2 separate regions of the Homo sapiens genome follow, and region 2 is linked to region 1. Evidence: read pairs that join two places in POLR2A ChIA-PET (ENCODE). Cell type or tissue: Panc1. All regions are shown on one strand. Each heading gives the region's core, and the rest is flanking DNA. Links, peaks and the distances in the headings are about the cores only.

Region 1 (12,201 bases), core at 4,494-9,493:
TGTGTTATGGATACACATATAACAAAGGACTTTTATGGAGAATATAGAACACATTTTAGAACTCAGTGATACAAACACTCAGTAAGGATAAGGGCAAAAAACTTGAGCAGGCATTTCACAATATAAGATGCTTATATGGCCAATAGGCACACTAAAAGATGTTCAACAACATTAATCAGTACAAAAATGCAAATTAAATCTATCAAGGATTAATAGGTAACAACAGATCTCAACTCCCCTGAATGGAGAAACAATTAGTAACACAGATATTAGATAAAGATAAGTTACTTGAAGGATCAATCAGTGAAAAGATACTTGGGTTTATTTCCAGGTTTGTGTTCTTAAAAAGTGATGCATTCAACAGAGCATTTGAGGTAACTGCTAATTAGGGACGGTACTTCCTTCTCTTTCATGTAATGGGAGAGTGAAATCAGATTAGAACTAGTGCTTTCCTAATGAGATCTTTTCTCTCTTTCTCAGGATCAGGACTCAGATTGAAAAAGCAGAGGATGGTCACTGCCTTCCAGGTCTGAGGCTGTCTCCCAGAAGCTTCACTCCTGGCTTCGCCTTGGTAGGGAAGTTTCCGGAGGTGTTCGAAAACCTGGAAACTTAAGTGGGACATAAGACGATATTTGTGTCCCGGTTATAAAAATTGGCAGAAAAGACAAGTGTAGTGTGGGGGATTAGCTCAAGCGGTAGGGTGCCTGCTTAGCATGCAAGAGGTAGCAGGATCGACGCCTGCATTCTCCAGCTTCTTTTAATCCCTAGGCTACCAATGGTATCTGGCCTAGATGACAGTTGCACAGTACTCGTTATTGTTGTGGCAGTATCTATGAGGATTATTGGCCTCATCCACTGTGCCTGGTGCTGAAGAAGTGCTTCAGGAATGAATCCACAGATTGAGATGAAAATTCTCAAGCTTTCTCTTTCTCAACTCCTCCAAGGTTCTCCATCACTTTCTGAGTCCTACAGGAGGAAAGTGCTATTGAAGATGCGGCTATGCCGTGAAGCTCTGGGGCTGGGAGAAGCTGCCCCACCACTTCCGGGCGGCGGTGGCGGCAAGGAGCAGGTGACGATCACAACTCTAGAGCGTGCTGGAATAGCTGTGCCCCCAAGCCAGGCAGTTCCGGGTGGTGCTTCTCCATCCAGAATGTGCTCTCTGATTCCGAGAGATGAAGAAGGCGAAATTGGGAAGTGAGGAGAGAGGTCTCCCTCATGACCTTCTTTGGAAATCCCTATTCTTCGCACTGGCAGGCTCATAGAACTTTGCTGAAGGCAGTATCTGAGAAGCTCGGCCCTCAATCTGGTCCTGCCAGGGGTTTGGCGACACAAAGCACCGGCATGCTCCTAATAACCAGGAAAATGGGTGGGGTGAAAAGTTTCTCCTCTGGGGAATTAGCTCAGGCGGTGGAGCGCTCGCTTAGCTATGCGAGAGGTAGCGAGATCGACGCCCGCATTCTCCAGTTTCTTGTCTGGTTTATGTCTCTTAGTTTGTATTCCCCGTTGTTTCTCCTGTTGATGACATCGGTGCCTCTTACCTGGGAGAAGATCAGAGGAAACTGCCGCCTCCCTAGAGCCCGTGTTTTATTGATCCCCGTGTAAGAGTCTTGTTGCCCCTGCTTCCATCCTTCCTTCTTTTCCACTCCTGCCACAGGTTTGGCACTTCTAGGTACTCAGGTGTCAGTGCAAATTTCCCGTCTTTAGACAAGTACAGCTAAAAGTGATGCCCACACGATCTCTCAGTTCCTATTACATCTTCACAAATATCGTCTCCTCCGGAAAGTATGTCTTTGAATTATTGGTTTGTTTTTCTCTCCCCTAGAATGGGAGCTTCCTGAGTACCGAAACACTGTCTATGTAGACTGTGTTTAACTCACTTCATCACCATGTGTAGAGTTAAGGTTCTATAAAATACGGTTACTGCCTTGAACAGATGAGGTGAGTAGTATAAGGAAACGGAGATCAAACACAAAGCAATACTTAAAAAAATTACCTGCCACATTTCTAAAATCTTAACAATAGCATTCACTAATGTTTTTTGGTTTTCCTTTGTGCTTTCTCCATAGCCCCTTATTATTATTATTATCATTGACATTTGACTGACAATTTTCCATTTGTTTTCAAATGACCAAGCAGATTTTCCAATTTTCTAGTTAATTCCTGTGTTTCCTTCACCATTCTATTTTCTGGTTTTCTTTTGGGCTACCGTCTTCTTCTTCTTCTTCTTCTTCTTCTTCTTCTTCTTCTTCTTCTTCTTCTTCTTCTTCTTCTTCTTCTTCCTCTTCTTCTTCTTCTTCTTCTTCTTCTTCTTCTTCTTCTTCTTCCTCTTCTTCTTATCCTTTTCCTTCTTCTGCTTCTGCTTCTTCTTTTCTTCTTTTTCTTACTTCTTATATTTGATGCACTGATTTCTTCTAATGTTTTGTAACTTGGGTATTAAAAGGTGTAATTTAAAATGAGAAAGCAGTTTCTACAGAATCCTTAGAAATATGTCGTTATAAGCCCCCATTTTCATTATATTCTAAGGAGCTCAAAGATATACTTTTGATTCTTTTCTAAACTGTGCATTCGAGAGTTAATCTCTTCTTGTTTACTTTTATGTTCATTCAATGTTATTTTCTAATTTTTGTGTATCATTTTATCAACATATAAATATATATATTCACATAAGTATACGAGTTATATATACATGTATTTATGAATGGCAGCTGAAACACACATTAGTGCTAATATTGGTGACTAAAAGTTGGAGAACCAGACATTATGTACCTCATAAAGCGAAGCAATGGAAAGTGCACAAGCCCACCTATCAAATTGTCTTCTTAAAAGATTTGAAGCTGAATCTAAGTGAGCCTCTACTTGTAACTACCAGTTTACAAGAAATAGAGTAGATGAAGAAACATGTCAAGGGGCAGGAAATAGATACAATGAAATAAATACAACATAGAGGTGTTTCTAAGGATAAAAGGCCCAGTTCCTTCAACAACTAACTGGCATTAACTCTTTATGATACTATAATGGTAAATATATGTCATTATACATTTGTTTAAAAAAAAAAAACCCAGGATGTATAACACAAAGAGCAAACTGTAATGTAAACTGTGGACTTTAGTTAACAATAATGTATTGATAATTACTGGTTTACCAGTTGTAACAAATGCACCACGCTGATGCAAGATGTTAATAATAGGGAAAATTGTAAGAGAGGGAGAGTGATGGAGTTTATGGAAATTCTATCTATTCTGATCAATTTTTCTTTAAACCCAGAACTTCTCTAAAAAATAATGTCTATCAATTTTAAAAAATAATATCCATAAAAGAAAGACCAGGGACCTTTTATGGATGAAAAGAGTCTTAAAAAACATAAAAATCTGTAGATTTTACTTTATTATTTATAATCAGCCATTAAGAGAAATTTTTTTTGTATGGGTGACAATCAGAAAAAAAGTTAATATTAGATCATATTTATGATCTATTACCAATTTGTTAACAATAGGTACATACACACATGCAAACATGGCCCTAAAATTTCCTAGTTCTCTCAAGCTATTGATTTCATCATTCTCTCTGCTGCTGAGTTCAAGAAAGTGAAATGCGTAATGGGTATCTCTCCTTTCCCACCTTCCTTCCAGTTCACAACCTAGTGCTGTCCACTTGCATGGGATGTTTCTTTTCCATCACAATGCTCTGAGATAACTAAGTCAAGGGAAGTTTGCGCAGCCCTCCAGACCCTCCAGATTTCAAAGGAAAGCCCACCGCTGCTGGTCTGGGGGAGCTGATGGCCTATTCATGGATGAGATGGACTAAGGACAGTGGGAAGCACAATGGACCAACAGCATTGTTGGAGGGGACTGCGTGAGGAAGCAGGAGCCTAAACAACACTCTCCAGATACTGCGTGAACACTGTCTCCAGAGGGGTCTTGTAGCATCAAAAATTAAAGCTAAATGTTGATTTCTTTCTGGTAATTATTTTGTTCAGCAACCTGGAAAAACGAACAAAAATTATCTCATTCCCTTTCCTATTTAAAGCCTGAAATATTTAATTAAAATGATAAAACTTAAAAAAAGTGCTTATTAGGCCAGGCTCGGTGGGAGGCCGAGGCGGGGGCGGGGCGAATCACTGGAGGCCAGGAGTTTGAGACCAGCCTGGCCAACATGGCGAAACCCCGTCTCTACTAAAAATACAAAATTAGCTGGATGTGGTAGTGCACGCCTGTAATCCCAGCTACCCGGGAGGCTGAGGCAGGAGAATCGCTTGAACCTGGAAGGTGGAGGTTACAGTGAAGCAAGATCACACCACTGCAGTCTCAAAAACAAAAAGTGTTTATTGAAATTTTTAAACTTACAAGTGCTGTGACATTTAAATAAATCATTTTCTCTACATACACGGTTTTTGCACTTATACATGTCTAGACACCCTAGGAATGGTGGTGCCGTGGTGTGAACATGGAGCCTGGAATGGCCAGCCCCAAAACCTCCTCCTCATCAACTGTTGACTCATCAACAGTCAGTCAGTAATCATAACTTCCTTAAAATACAAGAGCCGCAAAACTTTCCGGGATATCTGTGCTACTTAATCTGGCAGTTCCTACTGTGTCTTGCCCCCGGTGTGACGTGCTCTCTTCCATGAAATTAATAACTGCAAACTGTAATGGGAACAAGGCAATTGTCTCCGCACTCTTACCCAAAGCGTTCTCTGAGATGTTTGGTAGTTATTTGGGTCCTTACTTGACCTTCGTGGCCTTAAAACAAAGGGAACATGGCATTTGTGAATCTGAAAGACTTGTGATAATTTTCTCATTTCCTCCAGGCTGTGTGCCTCACTCTGAGTTTGCGGAGGGATCAGCCCTTTTTCAGGGCGCCCTCATGTCCTGAGTATCATCCTCAGAATGTGAGGCTTGGGCCCAATCTGAAGAGGGTGTGAGGGAGAGCCAAAATGCAGGGATTGTCCCACAATGCAGTCCCGCTCTGTAAATCCCTTCCTCTGACTAGCTTGATTTCAGGCTCTGAGAATGGATGGGGTGGGATCGTGAAAGGGTGGCCTGTCCCTCCACACCTGTGGGCGTTTCTCGTCGGGTGGGACGAGAGACTGAGAAAAGAGACAGAGACAAAGTATAGAGAAAGAAAAGTGGGCCCAGGGGACCGGTGTTCAGCTTACGGAGGACCCGCGCAGCCCGGGTCTCTGAGTTCCCTCAGTATTTATTGATCATTATCTCTACCATCTCGGAGAGGGGGATGTGGCAGGACAACAGGGTAGTGGTGGGGAAAGGGTCAGCAGGAAAACATGTGAACAAATGTCTCTGTATCATATACAAGGTTAAGAAAAAAGTGCTGTGCTTTGATGTGCACATACATAAACATCTCAGTGCATTAAAGAGCAGTATTGCAGGCAGCATGTCTCACCTCCAGCCGTAAGGCGGTTTTCTCCTATCTCAGTAGATAGAATATACAATCGGGTTTTACACCAAGACATTCCATTGCCCAGGGAGGAGCAGGAGACAGATGCCTTCCTCTTATCTCAACTGCAAAGAGGACTTCCTCTTTTACTAATCCTCCTCAGCACAGACCCTTTACGGCTGTCCGGCTGGGGGACGGTCAGGTCTTTCCCTTCCCACCAGGCCATATTTCAGAATAGTACATGGGGAGAAATCTTGGACAATACCTGGCTTTCCTAGGCAGAGGTCCCTGCGGCCTTCCACAGTGTTTTGTGTCCCTGGGTACTTGAGATTAGGGAGTGGTGATGAGTTTTAACAAGCATGCTGCCTTCAAGCATTTGTTTAACAAACACATCCTGCATATCCCTAAATCCATTAAACCTTGAGTCGACACAGCACATGTTTCTGCGAGCACAGGGTTGGGGGTAGGGTTACAGATTAACAGCATCTCAAGGCAAAAGAATTTTTCTTAGTACAGAACAAAATGGAGTCTCTTTGTCTACTTCTTCCGACATAGACACAGTAACAGTCTGATCTCTCTTTCTTTTCCCCACAGATTGCTTTTCAGTACTTTCTGCTGAGACATTTTTGTATATTCATTTCTCTCTCAAGGAGCCTCTATAACAAAAGAGAAAAAAGTATCTCGGTTTCTGTGTGTGGCACATGAGTTTGAAGGATTTCTGAGACTGTCGTTCAGGACTGGCGTTACAGATTAAACGCCAATAAGATTCAGGACCAGGGACGATGGGATCCCTGACAGGCGGATATAACTCCTCGTTAAGGACAGACTGCCCACCACTCTCCTTCTTTCTCTGTTTCTGAATTTATTTTCTATAAATTCCGCTGGGTATCAGAACCTTCCTTCGGCTGACTGACGCTTTGCGATTTCCTCTCCAAGCCCGGATCTGTTCCCCAAAAGTCTCTCGTTCCTGCTTCTAGCTTCTCTTTTTAGCTTCTCTAGGTTCGCGTCATCGGCTTTCCTTTTTTCCGAGGTTGAATCCCCAGTTACAAGAAGCCGAGAGGTCTTCTTGTCATAAAATTAACTTCCCTCGGCTCCTGTAACAGGGAGTGGGAGCCCACCCTCCCACTCGCCGTGTAGCACTCTGCATCTCTGAGAAGAAAGTGACCACCCCAGCCCAGCACAGCACAGATTTTCTTTGAGCACCTGCTCGGAGTTCCTGTCCCTCGTCGCTCCTTGGTTTTCCCTCATCGACTACATACAGTCTGTTGGATGTCGGTCAAGGTATCGCCAGCCCCTGCCATGGGAACCATTTGGGGAAAAATAGATCCGATTTATTATACTTCAAAGATGCCCAATGATTCCCTGTCGTCTGTGTACCATAAAAATAAAAACAGATAAAAATAAGATCAATGTATTCGACATCTACACCCAGGCGTACAGCTCTGAGGTGATCAACTGGGAAGCGAAGGTAGCCCACCCAGAGGGAAGAAAGGAACAAAGCTGGAGAATGCAGACGTGGATCCTGCAGGCCGCTGCCTCCCAAGTGAGCGGGTTACAAATTCCGCTAACCCCAGCCCCCCACCACGCTATTGGCTATTTGAGGCATGTGGGGTTTTTTTCCGGACTAGAAGTCTTGTGTTCCACCTGGATTTTCGGGACCACTCAACATTCCTGAGCTCCACCCCTGCCAAGGTGGAGCCAGCACAGGACTGCAGGCGGAGTCTCCAGACTCATCCAGAAACAGCCACTGCGCGGAGCCGGGAGCGCGTGTCGAAAGCGCACCCCTAGACAGCTACTGTGGGAAAGCTCTGGGCCGGACACAATTCCACATGCTTGATATTTTAGAAAAGAAGGAATTATACCCTAGCTGTAAAGGGAGTGTGGATTACAGCTATAACAAGTACCAGGAAGGTAAGCTTTCCTTGCAAAAGCTGCCCTCTCTGAGGCTCGAACTCAGGACCTTCAGATTATGAGACTGACGCGCTGCCCGCTGCGCTAAGAGGGCGACGAAGTATAATGCCGCGCCAGCTTCCACAGGAATTTCCTAATTTCTTTCCCCAGGTGGGCTATTTTGGGACTTCAGTTTTCTTCGCCCAGGGTCGCTAGTTCTCCAAGATTATTTCCAATAGGCACGCGTAGGCTCCTTTTTAGCCCATCGGAAGAACCTCACAATCGGAAGCCATAGTGTACTGAACAATTATGCCTGACCTCATTCTCTATTGATCTGGATCTTCGTCCCCTCAGAGATATAAGGCAATAATTACTGTCCACAGTCTCCTTAGTTGGAATAGCGGGCTTTCACTAAATGCTAGTTGAATGAATGAAAAGCTCCCAAACATGCCTGCAGTTTACACTTACCTCTCTTAATTTAAATTTGCATTTCCACTTATGTCACCTGAGATAGTCCCCTCAAAATATCACCAACTGATTTTATGATGAGTCTTCATGTTTTCTTCACCTCTATGTTGCAAATACTCTATTAAATACTTTATTCCCATAATTTCATTTAGTCCTATTTATTTATTTATTTATTTATTTGCCATAAATCTATACATCATTATCCCCATCTTACTGATGAAACTGAGGCTCAGCAGAACTAAATCCACAGCTGATAAGGGGTAAAACCAGATCTTGAAAGCAGATTTTGTTTTCCAAAAAGCGTGCTGCCCTCTTTCTCCCTCTAGATCATGTAATCTCCCCTTTTCCTCTCCACACCACCACACTCATTTGTTAAGCAAATAGCTATAGAATTTTAGATTCGTTGGTCCATTCAACAAACTTTAATTCACCACTTGCCATGTACCCGACATTTATGTTCTAGATTTCCAAGGCATCCTTGGCCCTTTATCCCTCACATCCCTACAAACACCTTAAATCATTAGTTCTCGAAGTGCGGTGCCCAGACCCACCACATAATTCTCGAGGACACATTCCATTTCAGGTACTGTCCTACCCGAAGGCTTTGAGGATTCAGAAGAAATTGAGCCATCCCTGACCTCAGGAGCTGACAGGACAAACTGTCCTATCTGGTCCAGTTCCTATACTCTCAAACTTCCGGATTCTTATAAATGCATTTTCCTAAATATTTTATTTTGATACTGTAACTCTTCCGCTCTGTACTAGTTTGCTAGGGCTGCCATAATAAATATCACAGACTGAGTGGCTTAACCAACAGAAAATTTTCTCAGTTCTGGATGCTAGAAGAGTTGTTAGCTTTGGTTTCTCCTGAGGCCTCTCTCCTTGGCTCGCAGATGGTCACTTACCTTCTTGCTGTATTCTTGCATGGTCTCTCTCTCTCTACACATATTTCCATCTTTTCTTATAAGAACGCCTATTGGGATTTAGGGTTTCGACATGAATTTGGTAACGGGTGGGGCAGGACAAAATTCCACCGTAACAGGCTCAAAGTTGTTTAAATTTCCACCTTCAGATTTGCAGTAGACTTTGTTACTGGAAAGCACTACTTCCTTTTTTTTTTTTTTTAACAAGTATTTTAGAGTCCCTTAATTGAACAGACCATATACCTTTCCTTACCTAGGAATTCCCACTCCAATGCGCGGTCCACACACCCATTATTTCTCCTCATCTTCATTCTTCAAGGCCCATTCTTGATTCTTTCATTCTTATTTGAAAGAATGTAGCATGGAGGAATGTAGCATACTAGTTTTTCCCTCGGAATTGCATGACTCATTGTCAGTAACTATCTTATGGTTTTTGCTGTTATGACATTTAGTATGGATGTGTGCTATCTTTCATTAATATCCTCCATCTTGTAGTCACTGTTTCCATAAGGAAGCGCAGCCAGTGTGAACTACAGTCCAAAACCTCCCATATGCATAGACTGGTTGTGTAGTCTAAAGAAATTCCTGGCTCTGAGTCCTAATTCTGAAGGTAGTGGTAAACTTCAGTCCTTTGGTGTCTTATTCACTTAGGTTCATGCCAAGCTTACGGGGCCCAATGCAGATCCCAGGAAAAGGAGGAAGGGATGTATGCTAAACCTGTTCCTATTTCTACCCGCCAGGTTTGTTGTTGTTGTTGTTTGTTTTTCAGGTGGAAGCTCAACAGCATCCATGCTATGGGTGATTGATGCTATGTTTCTCTAATGTTAGCAGTATCTTCTTCTAATGAACTCTCTCCTTGATGATCTCTTGTCATCTGTCTTGGCCAATGTCAGTAAGGGGTCTGCATGTAAAAATGCTCATAGGTACTTGAGATGTTCATCTTTTCCTCCTTGTTTGGGTGAATTGTTTCTTTCTTAATTCATTTATGCACGTGCACATACATGTATACATAAGTGTGCACATAGGTGCGCACGCACACGTGTAGATGCCTGTGCTTATATGTGTACATACACGTATGCATACACATATGCATTCTCGTGTACATACATGCACGAATGCTCGCATGCATGTTTAGGTACGTGTATACAAACCTGATACACGAATAAATACGTGTACAAATGTGTTGATGCATGTTTACATGAGTGTACATGCATGTTAATGTACACATATGCATCTACACATATGCGTATACACACATACATGGACACATACATACTGTGTACACAATCAATGAATATGCCCAAATGCATGCAGACGCACACATGTATTTGTACACATGCATGTGTGTACATATGTGAGTGTGCACACATGTATGAGTGTATATGTGTTTGTATGTTTGTACGTATAAGTGTATGTATACATGTGCACAGACGTCTGAATGCATGTGTGGGTAGACATGTGCATTTGTATGCACAAGTACGTGCGCATGCAGATATATGTTTGAGTACATGTATGCATCGTGCTTTTGTGTGTAAACATGTATGTATATATACATGTATTATGGGTGCATCTGTGTATGCAAGTGCACGTGTGTATGCACATGCAGGTATACCCACATATCCATGTACACATATATGTCATGCATGTATGTGTGTGCATGCATGTATTTGCACACAAATTTTTGTGTGTGCACATGCATGTGTGCACACACGTGTGTGTGTAGACATGTATGTGTGGATGTGCACACGTAAATATGGACACTTGTATTCAGGCATACACATGCTTTCACGTGTGTGCACAGATGCATTTGTAGGCTGGTATACATGGTGTATACGTGTATGTATATATACATTATTCATAAAAACATATGTGCACACATGTGCACAATGCATACATGTATGCATACGTGTGTGCATGCATGAGTACACATGTGCATACACACGTAGGTGGGTAAACACACATGTACACACATGCATGCAGACATGTGAGCACATGTCTATCTGCACATATATCTACACAAATACATGCATGCATACTGTGTACACGATACATGGATACACATACATCCATGCACACACACCCACATGCATTTGCACATGCATGTGTACATATCTTTATACACTCACACATGCACGCACGTGTATATACATGTATACATACACATATGAATGTGCAGCTACGTGTGTACATGCATGTACTTGCATGTATGCATATGCATATGTGTCAGCAAATACACACATACATACACACATACATACGGTGTACATGCATGTATACATAAACATGCATGCATGTATACACATGTATGTGTAGATACCTTTGTGCATATGTGTACATGCCTGTATGCATACACACATGCATACACGTGTACACACATACATTTACACATGCATGTGGTGTACACAGACATGTATACATAAACATGTGTGCAATCACGTCTACATACACACACATGCACCTGTAGATACAAGTGTACATGTTCTGTGTGGAAGACGTGTAAGGGGAGAAGAAAAGACACACACACAATACCTTTAAGGGTAAACAACCTTTATCCCACGTAAATGGCAATGCAGATATAATAAGCAAATGATATAGTAAGCAAATTGAAATAATAAGCAGACTGATATAATAAGCAAATTGCAACGGGAAGGAAAAAGACATATATTTATATGCACTCCAGGCTGCACTCCAGGCTGCTTCTAAAGGTGTCCCATAATGAAACAATCCCCAATATAAGGCAGGTCCTCTTTTTTTCCTCTTTGAGAAGATTCCTCAAACATCTATTCTTAAATTTAAAAAACGTTATTTATTTATTTATTTATTTTTGAGACGGAGTCTTGCTCTGTTTCCCAGTCTGGAGTGCAGTGGCGTGGTCTCGGCTCACTGCAACCTCCACCTCCTGGATTCAAGCTATTCTCCTGCCTCAGCCTCCCAAGTAGCTGGGACTACAGGTGCATGCCACCATGCCTGGCTAATATTTGAATTTTTAGTGGATACTGGGTTTCGCTACGCTGTCCAGGTTGGTCTCAAACTACTGACCTCAAGTAATCTGCCCACTTCGGCCTCTCAAAGTATATACATATATATGTATATACACACTCACCAGACTATGGAGGATTCACCAACAGACCGGGAAGCAACAGCCTGGGCTCCAGAGTTGGCCAGCTGTCTGCGCACAGACGAGGAGAAGTCTCATGAAGCTTCAGCCCAGTCTGGAACCCTAGCTCTTTTTGTAACGAGTTGTTTGGCATGAGGCCCGGTCACGAGGGCCCTTCGCAACTGGGCTCAAGGATCACAAAAAGGTCAACTTGTTTTTGTGATTGTCTGTTGTTTTTCAGTAACTAATGTATAGGAATAGATTGAAATAGAGATTTCTCTGAAACAGCACTGGATGAACACCTCAATGGGTTCACAAACCTGTTCCAGACAGATTTCCCTCATGCTGTTCTCATGACAATGAGTGAGTTCTCCTGAGATCTGGTTGTTGAAAAGTGTGTAACACTTTCCCCTTTGCTCTTTCTCTCCG
Region 2 (12,201 bases), core at 2,437-7,436, 1.1 Mb before region 1:
CTTCAAGGGCGGGTCTTCAGTTCCCAGTGGGCCGAGTGCACCGACTGCTCCGCAAGGGCAACTACGCTGAGCGGGTCGGTGCCGGAGCGCCGGTGTACCTGGCGGCGGTGTTGGAGTACCTAACCGCCGAGATCCTGGAACTGGCTGGCAACGCGGCCCGCGACAACAAGAAGACCCGCATCATCCCGCGCCACTTGCAGCTGGCCATCCGCAACGACGAGGAGCTCAACAAGCTGCTTGGTAAAGTGACCATCGCCCAGGGTGGTGTCCTGCCCAATATCCAGGCCGTGCTGCTGCCTAAGAAAACTGAGAGCCACCACAAGGCCAAGGGCAAGTAGCGGGGCTGGAGCAGTTCATTACTCATACCTCGGTCCAAACCAAAAAGGTTCTTTTCAGAGCCACCTACTTTTTCACCAAGTAGAGCTGTGTTCAGTTTTATCTGATAGTCGAGTCATTTTGCAATGGCACTGGAATGCTGTATGGAGATGAAGCAAAACTAAACGGCTTTTACACCACATTGTTTTGAGATAGAAAGTAGACATTGAAATGTTTACGGTACATCAAGAAATTTAGGCGCGGCAGCTCGCGCCTGCAATACAGCTGAAACAATAAGAAAAGTGAGGCAAGAGAATAACAAAGGGAGCTGAAAGTTAGAGGGCAGAATAAGTAAAAGCAAAGGGCAGAAGTAAGGTAGATGGGCGGGTGAACAAGAAGCGAGATAACAAGCAGTGAACCTTTTGCAGCCGAAACAAAAGAGATAATGTGAGCAAGGACCTCGTGGCCGGCAAGATCTGGAACAAACCAGTTTAAGAGGCAGCTCTTCAGAGATGGGCATGCGTATTAGAGAGGAAAAGTATCCTTAACAAAAGCCCGTATGATAATCAGCTACTTAAGGTTCATGCATATGGGCTACATATCATGCATATATTTAAGATTATAAGATAGAGGCACAAGCCACAGAGGACAAAGTAAGCAACAAACCTATCAATAAAAGGGCAGATGCTGGCTATAGATTAGGCAGCACTGGGAACAGAAAACATACACACACGCACGCACACACATAAAATGACTCAAACTACAGCAAGCTGACGCTGATCTCACCTCGCAGAGGTCAGTCCGCTCTCTCCCACCCCCGAGAGTGTAATACTCTGTTTACTAAACTTTTGCTGCTTTGCTTTGCTATCTGTGTGTGTGTCGTCCAATTTCTACCGGGCACCAAGAGCCTGGAACTGTTTGGCACCATCCGGTAAACAGAACCGCTTTGGGAAGCCGAGGCGGAAGGACCGCTAGAGCCTTGGAGTTCGAAGCCAGCCTGATCTTTACAAAAGTAAAATAACTAACCGTGCCTGGCGTCTCATAGCCTGTAGTCCTAGCTACTCGGGAGGCTGAGACCAGAAGGATCACTTGAGCCCAGGAGTTCGAGGCTGCAATGAGCTATGATTGCACCACTGCAGTCCAGCTTGTGTGACAGAGCAAGAGTGTTTCAAATGAACCTAGTGTCAGATATTTACTTTCTGTATTACAGAGGACTGAAAGCTAGCTAAATAATACTTTTCAGTGTACCTGGGTTCCAGAGATAAAATTGGTAAACTAACCTTTGCTCCTTACTTGGGCTTTTAGTTTATACTTCATAAGACCATGGAAGCAAAATTTAGGTATCTGACCCTTCTGCACAATTTAGGACCCCGTGTGTGTTTGGCCTACCTATTCGAGTTCAATTGAATCTTTCTGAGCATCTATGGTGTGCCAGGCACTCTCCTAAATGGGAATACAATATTAATCCAGATACATAAAGTCTCTATCCAAAAGGAGCTTCAAGTTGGCTTGGGCAAAGAATACATGTCATAATGGACTGTTTATATAAATGATGGGAAAGGGTTGGGGTTAGGGTGTGAGATTACTTTAGAACGTGTTATTTAAAAACAGTATGAATGAAGGACATTGTAAGTCAGGTTTTTTATTATATCATGGTCATATACTCCTGTTCCTGTCAGTTTTTCCTGCTTCCTTTCTTTCACCAAGATCACTCCTTTCCTTCTCAGATCACCAAGTCCTCCTAGCTATAGAGAGGGCCTTCTATTCCTCTCCACCTAAACTTATATAAGCTACTGTTTTCCTCATACAGACATGTTAATGAAAATGAATTTCTACAGGATCTCCAGTCCATTGAAATACATTAATTTTTGAGTCTCTTCACACATTTTTATTTCCTAGATTTAAGTCTTGATTGCAATCACATACAACTAGTATTTCTTGGAATAAAACAGCAATCACAAAAATCATAAATATCACATTGTTTAAAAAAATTTATTATTTGATGTTGAGGACTCCATCCTGATTTCAATGAATTAATTCATTTGTTCCCTTTTAAAATGTCATCTGTGTTATTTATGTGTATAAATTTTCAATAATTGTTTCTCAATATAGAGTAAATGATACAGCTCCATAGAAGGCCTGTAAGATTTTTGAAATTAAAATAAGTTTTTAAATAAAATATGCTGTTATGATCATTGAAGTTGATAATAAAATTATTCCATTGATTCTGTTTCTCCCAAGAACCACCATTTAATCATGAAAGCTAGCTAAGTAATATTTTTCAGAGTTCGTGAGTTCCAGAAGTAAAATTCTTTAAGCTAAACAGCTTGTAAAGTAACTTTTGCTTTATAATTATTATAATTTTGGGTGTTATTTATGCAAACTCAAATCAATGTACTCATAATCAAAACATTGACATGCAAACTTATGTATTAAGCAAAATAAAATATACAAGTGTGATATATCATTGTTTATAATTCCACATACACATGTAAAGGAAAATGGAGGAGCTGTTAAATGAGTAGCTTCACAGTAAGTAAACTAGAGGAGGCAACCTAAAGATCAGAGAGATCCAAGGGGCAAGGAGCAATTAGGAACATTTATAGTGCCTTATCACTTCATGGTATTATATCATCTGTGAAATATTGAATTAAATGAATGTCCTTACTGATTTGATGCCCTCTGAAGGTTTGTTGAAAAATCAGACATGAGGTAGATTAATAGAAAAAAAGGCAGACAAATTTACAATGTGCATGGGGAGAATCAGTGATTGCCCACCCCAGAACGTGGTTCAGAAGTTTATATACCATCCTTGAAAAACAGTTTGAGGGAGGGAGAAGAGGAATTCATTTGAGGGGATTACTAGGAAGAATGAATGGATCAGGGAAAAGAAATTAAACTTGTACCTTATCTTGTGAAATGAGCTGTTCGGGTGTGATTACATTCGTCTTACAGGGACTCATTTTTGGTGAGTCCAGATAACAGGAAGACAAAGGTTGGGGAGTGGGAGAAGGTCAAAGAGACTTTGAGGCTTCTGCAGTTCAGCTTGTCACCATGCCATAGTTTGGGGTATTGGTTTCTGAGCCCCGACATTGACAATATGTACTAAAAATAAATATTTGTTATTTAAATTAACTACTTAATGTGTTATACATAATTAGATAAATTGATGTATTAACATATTTAAAGTATAATATAAACAAAATATTTGTAAATTAGTTGTAAAGAAAAAAATTACGTATATTAAATAGAGGTTGGCTTTCTGCTTAATATTTTACATACATTATCTCCATTGTTTTATTTTTTTAATTTTTTTTATTTTTTAGATGAAGGTCTTGTGATGTTGCCCAGGCTGATCTCTGACTCCTGAGCTTGCACAATCCTCCCACTCCTGAACACATGCAATCCCCCCACCTCAGCCTCCAGAGTAGCTGGGACTACAGGCAGGCTACTGAGACTGGCCTCCATTAATTCTTACAGTACCTCAAAGAGGTAAATACTGTAGGGGCTAAGGGAAGTTTCATAGAAAATCAACTGACAAAAGACAGAATAATGGGAGAAATGGCACAGAAATTTAATAATGTGCACGAGGGAGAATTACAAAGTGATTACCCCAGTCCCTAAAGGAGTACAGAAGCTTATGTAACTTTTTTCATAGGGGAAGGAGGAGATGGGAAAGGTAGACAATTCCTTTGAGGGGCAATAAAGGCTTGTTATGGAAAATAAATGGGCCACAGAAAGAAATTAGCTTGTAAATGATTGTCTTCATAATTTATTTATTTATTTTGAGATGGGGTCTTAATCCGTCTCCCAGGCTGTCACCCAGGCTGGAGTGCAGTGGCACAGTCTCCACTCACTGCAACCTCCACCTCTGGGATTCAAGTGATCCTCCTACCTCAGGCTCCCTAGTAGCTGCGACCACAGGCATGCACCACTACAACTGGCTAATTTTTTTTTTTTTCAGACAGAGTTTCACTCTTGTTGCCCAGGTTGGAGTGCAATGGTGCAATCTCGGCTCACTGCAACCTCCGCCTCCCAGGTTCAAGTGATTCTCCTGCCTCAGCCTCCCAAGTAGCTGGGATTACAGGCATGTGACACCACCTGGCTAATTTTTTGTATATTTTGTAGAGACAGGGATTCGCCATGTTGGCCAGGCTGGTCTCGAACTCCTGAGCTCAAGGGATCCACCTGCCTCGACCTCCCACAGTGCTGGGATTAGTGGGAGGAGCCACAGCACCTAGTATGTCTTGGTAATTTAAATGAGACCGAGAGGCAGACATTATCTTGAAAAATCCATATTCAGTATTCTTTTCTGCAATAATGAAATAACAGGGAGGGGATAGAAGGCAATTGTTACTTCTGGTAAGAAATTTTCTTGGTCCGATTAGGAAATGTCAGAGTCCCTTCGCATGTATGGGAAAGAAGACGAAGTTAGAGGGGCTTTGATTCTGAAGCTTATTTCTGAGGCCTTTCAATGTTCAAAAGCGCTCAGCATGCCCAAGAACCACATTTTGGGGAATCATTCTGCACCCCAACAGTACCGTCACTATCCTATTCTAACTTTGTAGATGAGCAAAGATTTAAAAAGAATAAACAAGTCACCTCGTGTCTGATCGGTAACAAGTCAGCTCGAGTCTGAAAGGTAAACATTTAATCTAAAACCAAAGTTTTCTATTTCCAGAGTTTCAACTCTTAACTACTTTCTAAACAAAGAATTGAATACTAAGAGATTATATTAGAATAGTTATAGGAGTTTTATAATTTTCATTGATGTTAAAATAATTTCAGAGTGGCCGAGCGCAGTGGCTCAAGCCTGTAATCCCAGCACATTGGGAGGCCGAGGCATATGGATCACGAGGTCGGGAGTTGGAGACTAGCCTGGCCAACATGGTGAAACCCCGTCTCTACTAAAGATACAAAAAAATTAGCCGGGCGTGGTGGTGAGTGCCTGTAATCCCAGCTACTCAGGGGAGGCTGAGGTGGGAGAATCGCTTGAACCCGGGAGGTGGAGGTTGCAGTGAGCCAAGATTGGGCCATTGCACTCCAGCCTGAGCGAAAGGGCGAGACTCCGTCTCCACAAAAAAAAAAAAAAAAAAAAAAATTCAGAGTATAACCCTGTATTTATTAATAAGAAAGAAAATCAAATATACGGAATCAAAGTTGCTCCATAATGGTTGATAACAAATCTTTAGTTGGGTCATATAAAAGTGTCTTTTTAAAAACCTACAAGCGTCCAAGCGAAGCGGCTCACGCCTGTAATCCCAGCACTTTGGGAGGCTGAGGCGGGCGGATCACGATGTCAAGAGATCAAGAGCATCCTGTCCAACATGGTGAAACTTGTTCTTTACTAAAAATACAAAAAATTAGCTGGGCGTGGTGGCGCATGCCTGTAGTCCGCGCTAATCCGGAGGTTGAGGCATGAGAATCGCTTGAACCCGGGAGGTGGAGGTTGCAGTGAGCCGAGATTGCACCACTGCCCTCCGGCCTGACGACAGAGCGAGACTCCTTCCAAAAAAAAAAAAAAACCCCACACACAAAACCTACAAACACCAATTTTCTAGTTATAAGAGCTTGTTTTAAGGATTTTAATTCTATTCCAATTAAGTCCTAAAGCTAATGCAATTATCAAAATCTCGAAGAGATTTTATTCAAACTTCACAAAAGGTCTCTAAAGTTGTCCAGAAACCTTGGTGAAACAGATTAGGAAATTTGGAAAGGAAATAATGCGGAGACCCGTAGTACCAAATCATGAGACCTCTAATACAATTTTAAATATTAATGTAATAAAATTTAAATTTTGGTGTAATAAAATCATAAATTTCAATATTGGTCCCAAGTATAGAGAAAAAGTACATTTATGTTGAATGTGGAAAACATTATTTTTAAAATACAGCCGATTAAAAAATTGCTGGGGAACTGATTATAACTATTGATAATTCCTAAGAAACATAGACACCAAAACATCACTTTTATCTCTTTAATAGAAATTGGTTAAATTATAATCAATATAAGGAGGTTACAAAACTCCATATACAACACTGTATACATTTTCTTGGAAAAATATGTGCAACTGCTCTGCAAAATACATGATTAACTAGCCTGTGTGATGGGATAACATTGTAGTTTCTTAATTTCTTGTCCTTTCTTGTATTTCCCACAGTATTGATGTATATCTTCTGCGTTCAAAAGCAATTTTTTAAAGCCTCATAACGTGGTAACAAAATACTATGCACGTTACAAAATTCAGAACACGGAAACAAGAAGCTCGCTTTTTTTTTCCCCCTATTTCGGTTTGGCCCTTTAGATTTCCCCTCCCCCACCGGGGCGGGACTTCCCGCCGACTTCTTTCAGGTTCTCAGTTCGGTCCGCCAACTGTCGTATAAAGGCGCTGCCTCAGGCCAGAGTCCTCACAAAGCGTTGGGTGAGACTCCTCTTGCTCGTCATGTCTGGCCGCGGCAAAGGCGGGAAGGGTCTTGGCAAAGGCGGCGCTAAGCGCCACCGTAAAGTACTGCGCGACAATATCCAGGGCATCACCAAGCCGGCCATCCGGCGCCTTGCTCGCCGCGGCGGCGTGAAGCGCATCTCCGGCCTCATCTACGAGGAGACTCGCGGGGTGCTGAAGGTGTTCCTGGAGAACGTGATCCGGGACGCCGTGACCTATACAGAGCACGCCAAGCGCAAGACGGTCACCGCCATGGATGTGGTCTACGCGCTCAAGCGCCAGGGCCGCACCCTCTACGGTTTCGGTGGTTGAGCGTCCCTTTCTATCAACAAAAGGCCCTTTTTAGGGCCCCCACTTTCTCAGCTGAGGAGCCGTGATGCTTGTTTGCCCAGTTTCTCTTTACCATTTGTTCGCGCCTGCTGAGTTTGTGCTGCTATCGGAGCATGCGTCTCTAGTCGCTGTAAGTAGGCATCAGTCACTAATCGCTCTCCAGTAAATAAAATACCCAACACAACTTGTTTCAGGTGCTCCAGAGCTTACTGACATGGGCCGTCGCGCAGACTGTAGTGCAGTGTCATCATGGCTCACTGTAGCCTCCCGATTAGCCGGAACCTCGCGCCCACCACCACGCAAGGCTAATTATTTTTCCAAAGACCGGGTCTCCGTGTGTTTCCCAGGCTAGTTTCGATATCCTGGCCTCAATCCCCTCGCCTATGCCTAATGTTGGTATTACAGTAGTGAGCCACCACGCCTGGCCACGATACTGTTGAGGTTTTAGGGTTAGTTACATTTAAGGGGCAATTTTCGCAGTGTAGTGGGGAGGAAAGTCAAGCAGTTATAGGTTTCTGGCGCTGTGAATCCAACTGCTGAACATAGCAAGAACTTATTATGCAACAACCTTTAATCAGTGGACCGTAAATAAGTTTAGTTTATCGGTTTTGGCCCAATTCTTGAGAAAGGTGAGAATTTGAATCCTTGAGTAGAAATACGTAGCTTATCAGTACAACAAAGTGATCACAACAAAGACTAACTTATCCTTTGTTACTTAACGTGGGCAGAGCTTTACCGCTGAGAATTCCTCAGCCTTTGAGTGTTCTCTTATTTACAACTGAAGTTGATAAGATGGTATTAAAAGTGAGATTCCTAGTAAGTAAACTTAAAGGCCTGAAGGACCAGTGATTAATGGGAAGTGCTAATAAGTCATATTTGAGGTTATCCAACCCGAGATTCTGATTTAATTGGTTTAAGGATACTATCACCTTGTGGGTTAGATTTGAAAAATAATAATTGCTTTAAGGAAGGAACCTGTTGGTATTTAAACAAAAAACTTTCCTTCCTGATTCTTACATGCCGTCACTTAGACAAATCTCTGGTCTACATGGCTGGATCTCTTTCTGCTAGTTAAATTCTGTGCTACCCTGTGAAAAAGAACTGAGATTAATAAAACGGTAGTGAGAACACAGGGAAAGATAAAAATCATAGCAAGCCCATCCAGTCATGCTGTAGTCATCCTCACAAGGATAGGGAAGGATCTTGTCCTTCATTTATCACCCAAAGTGTGAGTACAAACTTTAAAAACATATGATACTATAGGAATAATGAAGATGTCTCCATTTGCAAAAATTGTGTGAAAAAATGCACTTGACACAGGTATTTCCTATGATTTCATAATAGACAAAGGTTTAATTACACAACTCCTGGCTGAATCTAGAGTACTAAAATGTGGCTGTTAGAAAAGGTTGCTCTCTGGGCCCGATGCAGTAGCTCATGCCTGTAATCCCAGCACTTTGGGAGGCCAAGGCTGGCAGACAGCTTTAGGCCAGGAGTTGGAGACCATTCTGGCCTATGTGTTGAAACCCCGTCTCTACTAGGAATACAAAAAATTAGCCGGGCGTGGTGGCACACACCTGTAATCCCAGTTACTTGAGAGGCTGAGGCTGAGAATCGCTTAAACCTGGGACACAGAGGTTCCAGTAAGCCGAGATCACACCTCTGCCCTCCAGCCTGGGTGACAGAGTGTCGCCAAACAAAACAAAACAAAACAAAAAAAAAGATTGCTCTTACCCAGGGATGATGGTCAGATGCAATTACAGGTTATGAATTTGGCATAAAAGTAATGCTAAGTGTTTCACACTGCACTTACTGTTGTCAGTGTTCTAAGTGTTTTTTATTTACCAATTCATTTACACTTGTTTGTCTTTTTTTTCAGGTCTCCAACTCCTGGGCTCAAGCTGTCCTCCCACTTCTGCCTCCCCAAAAGCTGAGATTACAGGCGTGAGCCACCCGGCCCTACTCATTTAATCCTTACAACAACCCTTAGAGCTGGGAACTATTTTTATCATCATCACATAATTGTTTACAAAAATAAATCGAGGCTTAGAGAGCATATGCACCTCAACCCAAGATCCCACAAGTAGAATATTATTGTTACAGATTTGGTTGCAAATAATCTGCTTCTTATGATTGTGCTTTAAATTTTTCACCGTGTCACATCACTTTGGTGGTGTAAAATTATAAAACAACATTTAAGTCTTAACTTTAAAAATGTGTTTTTGGCCTGGTGCGATGGCTCATGCCCATAATCCTAGCACTTGGGGAGGATGAGGCAGTCAGATTGCTTAAGGCCAGGACTTTGAGACCAGCCTGGACAACATGGTGAGGCAATTTCTCTACTAAAAATACTCAAAAATTAGCTGGGCCTGGTGGCCTGCGTATATAATCTCAGCTACTTGGGAGGCTGAGGCACGAAAACCCAGGAGGCAGAGGTTGCAGTGAGCCGAGATCCTGCCACTGCTCTCCAGCCTGGGTGACAGACTAAGGCTCTGTCTCAAAAAAAAAATATATATATATATATACATATATATATATATTTATATGTATAGACATACATAGTTAAAATATATATATTATTTTTTACATCTTAAAGAGAAACATTATTTATATGCAAAAAATTTTATTTAGGCCCACTTAGCAATTCCAGATCTGACAACTTTTGAGGATTTAAAATTGTTTTTCGCCCTCTCCCTCTCCCTCTCCCCATGGTCTCCCTCTCCCTCTCTTTCCACGGTCTCCCTCTCATGCCGAGCCAAAGCTGGACTATACTGCTGCCATCTCGGCTCACTGCAACCTCCCTGCCTGATTCTCCTGCCTCAGCCTGCGGAGTGCCTGCAATTGCAGGCGCGCGCCGCCACGCCTGACTGGTTTTCGTATTTTTTTGGTGGAGACGGGGTTTCGCTGTGTTGGCCGGGCTGGTCTCCAGCTCCTAACCGCGAGTGATCCGCCAGCCTCGGCCTCCCGAGGTGCCGGGATTGCAGACGGAGTCTGGTTCACTCAGTGCTCAATGGCGCCCAGGCTGGAGTGCAGTGGCGTGATCTCCGCTCGCTACAACCTCCACCTCCCAGCCGCCTGCCTTGGCCTCCCAAAGTGCCGAGATTGCAGCCTCTGCCCGGCCGCCACCCCGTCTGGGAAGTGAGGAGCGTCTCTGCCTGGCCGCCCATCGTCTGGGATGTGAGGAGCCCCTCTGCCTGGCTGCCCAGTCTGGAAAGTGAGGAGCGTCTCTGCCCGGCCGCCATCCCATCTGGGAAGTGAGGAGCGCCTCTTCCCGGCCGCCATCACATCTAGGAAGTGAGGAGCGTCTCTGCCCGGCCGCCCATCGTCTGGGATGTGGGGAGCGCCTCTGCCCCGCCGCCCTGTCTGGGATGTGAGGAGCGCCTCTGCCCGGCCGCCATCCCGTCTGGGAGGTGAGGAGCGTCTCTGCCCGGCCGCCCCGTCTGAGAAGTGAGGAGACCCTCCGCCGGGCAGCCGCCCCGTATGAGAAGTGAGGAGCCTCTCTGCCCGGCAGCCGCCCCGTCTGAGAAGTGAGGAGCCTCTCCACCCGGCAGCCACCCCGTCTGGGAAGTAAGGAGCGTCTCCGCCCGGCAGCCACCCCGTCCTGGAGGGAGGTGGGGGGGTCAGCCCCCCGCCAGGCCAGCCGCCCCGTCCGGGAGGGAGGTGGGGGCGTCAGCCCCCCGCCCGGCCAGCCGTCCCGTCCGGGAGGGAGGTGGGGGGGTCAGCCCCCCGCCCGGCCAGACGCCCCGTCCGGGAGGTGAGGGGCGCCTCTGCCCGGCCGCCCCTACTGGGAAGTGAGGAGCCCCTCTGCCCAGCCAGCCGCCCCGTCCGGGAGGGAGGTGGGGGGATCAGCCCCCCCGCCCGGCCAGCCGCCCAGTCCGGGAGGGAGGTGGGGGGGTCAGCCCCCCGCCCGGCCAGCTGCCCCGTCCGGGAGGTGAGGGTCGCCTCTGCCCGGCCGCCCCTACTGGGAAGTGAGGAGCCCCTCTGCCCAGCCAGCCGCCCCGTCCGGGAGGGAGGTGGGGGGAATCAGCCCCCCGCCCGGCCAGCCGCCCCGTCCGGGAGGGAGGTGGGGGGGTCAGCCCCCCGCCCGGCCAGCCGTCCCGTCCGGGAGGGAGGTGGGGGGGTCAGCCCCCCGCCCGGCCAGCCGCCCCGTCCGGGAGGTGAGGGGCGCCTCTGCCCGGCCGCCCCTACTGGGAAGTGAGGAGCCCCTCTGCCCGGCCAGCCGCCCCATCCGGGAGGGAGGTGGGGGGGTCAGCCCCCAACCCGGCCAGCCGCCCCGTCCGGGAGGGAGGTGGGGGGGTCAGCCCCCCGCCCGGCCAGCCGCCCCGTCCGGGAGGTGAGGGGCGCCTCTGCCCGGCCGCCCCTACTGGGAAGTGAGGAGCCCCTCTGCCCGGCCGGCCGCCCCGTCCGGGGGGGAGGTGGGGGGGTCAGCCCCCCGCCCGGCCAGCCGCCCCATCCGGGCCGTGAGGGGTGCCTCTGCCCGGCCACGGCCCCGTCTGGGAGGTGTGCCCAGCAGCTCATTGAGAACGGGCCAGGATGACAATGGCGGCTTTGTGGAATAGAGAGGGGAGAAAGGTGGGGAAAAGATTGAGAAATCGGATGGTTGCCGTGTCTGTGTAGAAGGAGGTAGACATGGGAGACTTTTCATTTTGTTCTGTACTAAGAGAAGTTCTTCTGCCTTGGGATCCTGTTGATCTGTGACCTTACCCCCAACCCTGTGCTCTCTGAAACATGTGCTGTGTCAAACTCAGGGTTAAATGGATTAAGGGCGGTGCAAGATGTGCTTTGTTAAACAGATGCTTGAAGGCAGCATGCTCCTTAAGCGTCATCACCACTCCCTAATCTCAAGTACCCAGGGACACAAACACTGCAGAAGGCCACAGGGACCTCTGCCTAGGAAAGCCAGGTATTGTCCAAGGTTTCTCCCCATGTGATAGTCTGAAATATGGCCTCTTGGGAAGGGAAAGACCTGACCGTCCCCCAGCCCGACACCTGTAAAGGGTCTGTGCTGAGGAGGATTAGTATAAGAGGAAGGCATGCCTCTTGCAGTTGAGACAAGAGCAAGGCAACTGTCTCCTGTCCGTCCCTGGGCAATGGAATGTCTCGGTATAAAACCC

Evidence for each region. Peaks named below come from ENCODE experiments on the same cell type or tissue, not always from the same donor. Only the 100,000 strongest peaks of a DNase experiment are listed, where the experiment ranks them.
Region 2: POLR2A ChIA-PET joins it to region 1 with 7 read pairs; 1 of 35 experiments calls an interaction of 5 or more read pairs at or near these places.

The regions. Positions count from the first base shown.
Region 1 is chr6:26,738,461-26,750,661 of GRCh38, reverse strand. TRM-CAT4-2 (tRNA-Met (anticodon CAT) 4-2) reads right to left here and starts at 7,399; the gene lies at 7,327-7,399. It also overlaps the pseudogene TRUND-NNN1-1. In Panc1, for the core only: no CTCF peak of the experiment used is centred there; DNase peaks (open chromatin) are centred at 6,086, 6,391 and 7,141; H3K4me3 peaks cover 1,738 bases; H3K27ac peaks cover 903 bases.
Region 2 is chr6:27,826,084-27,838,284 of GRCh38, reverse strand. It overlaps H4C12 (H4 clustered histone 12), which reads left to right and starts at 6,725. Exons shown (of 1, transcript NM_003541.3): 1 at 6,725-7,111. The coding sequence starts at 6,758. The coding sequence ends at 7,069. H2AC15 (H2A clustered histone 15) reads left to right here. Exons shown (of 1, transcript NM_003510.3): 1 at 1-405. The coding sequence ends at 338. RefSeq lists enhancers at 5-94, 165-274, 545-594, 6,416-7,241, 7,165-7,274 and 6 more. In Panc1, for the core only: no CTCF peak of the experiment used is centred there; no DNase peak of the experiment used is centred there; H3K27ac peaks cover 1,982 bases.